2 separate regions of the Homo sapiens genome follow, and region 2 is linked to region 1. The links are chromatin loops, found by intact Hi-C in ENCODE. Cell type or tissue: K562. All regions are shown on one strand. Each heading gives the region's core, and the rest is flanking DNA. Links, peaks and the distances in the headings are about the cores only. Region 1 has its middle 94 kb from the start of GPAT3. Region 2 has its middle 11 kb from the start of ABRAXAS1.

What was found. A loop is a pair of places that touch in the nucleus more often than their neighbours do. Peaks named below come from ENCODE experiments on the same cell type or tissue, not always from the same donor. Only the 100,000 strongest peaks of a DNase experiment are listed, where the experiment ranks them.
Region 2: it touches region 1 in a loop (4-fold over the local background); 97 of 110 quality-filtered maps call a loop at or near these places.

Annotation. Positions count from the first base shown.
Region 1 is chr4:83,628,717-83,631,641 of GRCh38, reverse strand. No RefSeq gene overlaps it. Among named protein-coding and RNA genes, the nearest start is that of GPAT3, 94 kb to the right of the region's middle. RefSeq lists an enhancer at 1,132-1,426 and a cis regulatory region at 1,027-1,750. In K562, for the core only: no CTCF peak of the experiment used is centred there; a DNase peak (open chromatin) is centred at 1,321.
Region 2 is chr4:83,494,906-83,497,830 of GRCh38, reverse strand. No RefSeq gene overlaps it. Among named protein-coding and RNA genes, the nearest start is that of ABRAXAS1, 11 kb to the right of the region's middle. In K562, for the core only: no CTCF peak of the experiment used is centred there; a DNase peak (open chromatin) is centred at 1,569; H3K4me3 peaks cover 1,023 bases.

The DNA.
Region 1 (2,925 bases), core at 121-2,620:
TAGAAATATGGAAACAATCTGCAGGGGAATTCTTGTGTTTGGGATTCTTGTATGAAGGGAACTTAAAACCACACAGATTTTATGGGTGGAGGGGAATGAAAGCAACACACTCTATCTATTAATTTTTAAAACTCAGATCCTACCAAATTTCAGCCTTAGAACAGAGTTTCACACCACTTTACACTGAAAAATCTATCCCTCTTTGAATTGTAGGAAATCATTTATTTCTTTTTCCAAAAAAGAACTCTCAGCTAGTCTAGAGAGATAACACATTTGTTGTAGCCATAAATTTATTTGGAAGAACAACTGGGCTTTACACAGGCCATCTGGAGAAGACAAATGTTTCATGGAAGCATGTGGGAAATTTCACTGACAACATATGTAGCTAAATGAACTGTCTTTGGCATCGCCGAAAGGAGAAAATTCCATTACACACAAGGAAGGTATTTCAACAATCACCTCAAAGTAAATATACATTAATCTACTAATTTAACTAAAACATATGTAAGGTGAAGCTATGCTTCTCTTCCATGTACTGACAGCTAAACATACAGCCTCTGCAGAGGAGGCATTTGGTTCAACTCCACAGGGACACCTTTGAAATCACTGTATTCATCTGCACATGTTTAAAGAAATGTGTCTTCCTGAAACTCCCCCTTCCTCTGCACACCTTCCACTCCCCTGAACCCTTGTGTGATGTCATGGAAATGTGGAAGAATATTAGGTAGGGAATCAAGAGAGATAGTCCTACCCCTGTCACTAATTTAGAGACCTCAAACCAGCCACATAGCCATTTCATATAGTTTTATCACCTATAAAATGAAGGAATAATTACTTCTCTAGTTACATCACAGGGGTTTTGTGAAGACACTATTAACACCTCATATTAGGATAATAGTTTACAATTTGATATGTGTTTTAAACAGATTGTTTCATTTATGTCACAACTTTATCCCCATTTGATAGATAAGAAAATTAATGCTACATAAGGGAAACAGTAATTGCTACAATAAACAAAACAGTCAGCACTTAACACAATAGGGTTATTTCCTGCTCATGTAACTGTGTACTGAGGGTGTTCCTGGTCAGGGTGCAGTTTTCCTCCACGAAGTAATTGAGCCCTGGCTCCTTCTGTCTTGTGGCCCCACCAGATCCTACAGCCTTGGAGTCTCCTGCCTCAAGCTGGCAGACAGGCAGAGAGGTTGGAGAAAGCACACCTACTTTTTAACAACCTCATGCTGGAAGTGACCCAAATGACTTTCACTTACATCTCACTGGTGAGAACAGTCAATGCCTCCACCCAGATGTGAGGGGTATTGCGAAATGTAGGCTATCGCTGGGTGGCTGCTTCCCAGTGATAAAGCTGTTCTGTGGAAGAGGAAGCATAACTTTATGGTGAACAGTTAATCACCTCTGCCATGACAAAGCAGTTATGCTATTAACTCAAGGCCGCACAACTAGTAGATAGTCTATTAGCTATCTATTTCTGCATAGCAAATTACCATGAACTAAGTAACTTAAAATAACACACAGTCTGAGCCAGGAGTCTGGACACGGTTTAGCTGGGTTCTCTGCTTCAGAGTCTCACAACGCTGTAGTCAAGGTGTTGGCCTGGGCTAAGTTCTCATCTGAAGGCTTGCCTGGAGAAGAATCCATTTTCCCACTCAAATGGTTCTTGGCAACATTAAGTTCCTTGCAGTTATAAGATTCATGACAGCTTTCTTCTTCAAAATCAGTAACGGAGATGGTAGAGGGGGTGAGGGAGCAAGAGGCTCTGGAGTGATATATAATATAATGAAATTTTAAGGGCAGCATCTCTTCACCTTTGCTATAGTCTACTGATTAGAAGTAATTCACAGGTCTGCCTACAAGCAAGAGAAGAGGATTATATAAAAACATAAACACCAGGAGAGGAATCATGGGGGCCACCTTAAAGTTTGCCCATCACAATAAAAAACTCAAACCCAGACTTTCTGACTACAAATCCAATGTCCTTTCCATTTAATCGTTTGTCCATCTTTGGACTCCACAGTTCTAATCTGTAAAATGAAGATAATATTTGCATATAACATACCCAGTTATTATGAGGAACAAATAAAATAGTGGATGTGAATTCACTCTATAAGCTGTAAACTACTCTGTAAATTTAATAGTTTTTTATTTTTATTTTATCCCCTTGCCTATGATGTTTCCCTACTCTTCCTGACCATCTAAATCCTATTCTTCCTTCAAGGACCATCTCAATGCTACCTCCTCCATGAAGCATGTGTATCATTCGGGATGAGGTTCAAATGATGGCTCAAATAATTTTGAAGCCAAAGCTGATAATACAAATCCACAAAATCACTGAGGATCAAGACATCTTCCAGATCTCTAACCTAGAGTGTGGTCTCTATTCTGAAGGCCCAAGATGGCTACTAGAGCTCCAACCATCACATTTCCAAACCAGACAGCTAAAAAGAAAAAATATTTTTTATAGATACTTCCCAAAAGTCCTACTTAAGACTTGGATTCAAGTCCTTTTGACAAGAACTAAGTCCCATTCCTATACCTGGTTGCAACAGAGCCTGAAAAATACAGTTTCTAGTTGGGTATGCTAATATCTTGAATAAATGTAGGGTTCTGTTACTAAGACAGAGGAAGAGAATGAATTTGGAGAGAGTAAATAGTCTCAGCCATAAGACGTTTTTTATTTATTTATTTATTTATTTTTGAGACAGAGTCTTGCTCTGTCACCCAGGCTGCAGTACAACGGTACAATCTCAGCTCACTACAACCTCCGCCTCCCAGGTTCAAACCATTCTCCTGCCTCAACCTCCTGAGTAGCTGGAACTACACGTGCACACCACCATGCCCAGCTAATTTTTGTATTTCTGGTAGAGTCGGAGTTTTACCATGTTGGCCAGGCTGGTCTCAAACTCCTGA
Region 2 (2,925 bases), core at 251-2,750, 130 kb after region 1:
ATGTCTCATCCAGCATCTGGTGTGAGAAATTGTGTAGGACTTTAACACTGATCTTGGAGTTTCCAGAGTATAGCTTTTGGTGCTTGAAGGAGGCACGTGAAGCCTATCTGACTGCCCTATTTGAAGTTACTAACTAGTATGTGATCCTAGTATAATAATTATGAAAAAAGACATCCAGCCATTCCCTAGTATATATACAAAAAGAGCTTAAAATCCACTGTGATCAGGTGCATCTCATTCTCAAACAAAACAAAACATGTTTGTCTTCCCTGTTATTATTTATTCTGACCATTAGATATTTGGTGGGGGCAGGGAGAGAAGTTAAAAGGTATCTAAATATATTATTGTTACATTAGACTGGGTGGCTTAAAAAACAGAAATGTACTTTCTCACAGTTCTGGAAGCTCTAAGTTCAAAATCAATATGTCACCAGGCTTGGTTCTACGAATAAGACCTCAAAAGCACAGACAACAGAAGCAAAAATAAACAAATGGGATTATATCAAACTAAAAATCTTCTGCACGGCAGAGGAAACAATCAAGAGAGTGAAAAGACAACCTACAGGATCAGAGAAAATATTTTCAGACTACTCATCCCACAGGGGATTAATATCCAGAAGATACAAAGAGTTCAAACATCTCAATAGCAAAAAACAAAACAAGAAAACGTCTGATTATAAAGTAGGCAAATGATCTTAACAGAAAGTTAAATACCGCATATTCTCACTCACATGTGGAAGCTAAAAAAAGTTGATCTAATAGAAGTAAAATGTGGAACCAGAGGATATTAGAGACTGGGAAGGGGAGGATAGGTAGAGATTTGCTAAAGAATACAAAATTACAGCTAGATAGGAGGATAAGTTCTAGTGCTCTGCAGCATTGCAGGTTGCTTATAATTAACAATAATGCGTTGTATAGTTTCAAATAGCTAGAAGAGAGGATATTGAATGTTGCTCTGTGTGTGTGTGTTTGTGTGGGTGTGTGTGTGTGTTTTAAGATGGAGTTTTGCTCTGTCACTTAGGCTGGAGGGCAGTGGTGCAATCTTGGCTTACTGCAACCTCCACATCCCCGGTTCAAGCAATTTTAGTGCCTCAGCCTCCCAAGTAGCTGGGATTACAGGTGTGCACCACCATGCCCAGCTAATTTTTGTATTTTCAGTAGAGATGGGGTTTCACCATGTTGTCCAGGCTGGTCTCAAACTCCTGACCTCAGGTGATCCCCCAGCCTCCGCCTCCCAAAGTACTGGGATTACAGGCGTGAGCCACTACGCCTGGCAGGATATTTGCTAGAGCAGGAGCACCGTCATCTCGGACAAACACCACCACTTTAAGTTCCAGCTCCCTTTCTAGCCTCATGCATTTCAAGGAAATCACTTCTCTTCTAACTACAAGCAGCCAGAAAGAGCAGACAGTAAAACACAGATAAGACCGCTTGGAAACAGAGGGAGGTGAGGAGAAAGTCTCTTGGGTAACTGCCAAACTTCACCCTCATACAATGGGCCCCAGTAAGACAGTGGGCCTTAATAAGCACTTTTCTTTCCCTTCAGGAATACTAAGATAGAGAAGCTAAAAGCAGACTTGGGGGATATGCCTGCAGCTGCAAAAAGGTGTATGGGAATAGAAACGCAACTGTCCCTCCCAGATAAGCACAACAAAGAGACACAGAAGCAGTCCAAGCCTCTTATAAACTCTCCTATCCTGAATCTTTAGAAACTCTTAGTCTGTTAGAGAGTGTGGCTCTGACCTAACTCAGCCAACCGCCCTTCTCAGGTTTATTTAAAATAAACCTGCCCCTGTTGACTGAAAAGCCATCCTTTGTGTTTCTCTCCTCTTTCTTTAATTCTTACAATATTAAATGTTGTCAACACAAAGAAATGATAAATCTTTGAAATTACCAATATGCTAATTACCCTGATCTGATCACTATGCATTGTTTGTATTAAAACATTATGTAGGGCCGAGCGCCGTGGCTCACTCCTGTAATCCCAGCACTTTTAGAGGTTAGGCGGGCAGATCACGAGGTCAGGAGATTGAGACCATCCTGGCCAACACAGTGAAATACCGTCTCTACTAAAAATACGAAAAATTAGCCGGGCGCGATGGCGGGCCCCTGTAGTCCCAGCTACTCGGAAGTCTGAGGCAGGAGAATGGCGTGAACCCGGGAGGTGGAGCTTGCAGTGAGCCAAGATTGCATCACTGCACTCCGGCCTGGGCAAAAGAGCGAGACTCCGTCCCCCCCAAAAAAAAAAAACATTACGTAGCCCATGAATGTATACAATTATTATTTTTTAAAAAACGAAAAAAACATGTAATATTGACAGCAACTAATTAGATGAGTTTTGTAGCATTTTTAGCTTCTATCCATTCAGTATTCTTTTTTTTAGACAGAGTCTGGCTCTGTCACCCAGTCTGGAGTGCAGTGGAGCGATCTTGGCTCACAGCAACCTCTGCCTCCTGGGTTCAAGCAATTCTCCCGCCTCAGCCTCCCTAGTAGCTGGGATTACAGGAGTGTGCCACCATACCAGGCTAATTTTCGTATTTTTAATAGAGATGGGGTTTCACTGTGTTGACCAGGCTGGTCTCGAACTCCTGACCTCAACTGATCTTCCCACCTCGGCCTCCCAAAGTGCTGGGATTACAGGCGTGAGCCACCACATCCAGCCCATTCAGTATCTTTTTATAATTAAATTTAATTTTTTTAAGTATGTTTTTTATATATATGTTTATACATATTATATATGTGTTTATATATTTTATATATGTTTATATATAAAACATAAATATATATTTATATATAAAAATATAAAAACTATATATAAAATATATATAAACATATAATGTATAAACATGTTTATATATTTTTTAAATATTTATATATAATTTATATATATTTATATATAAATATACTTATAAAAATTATATATAAT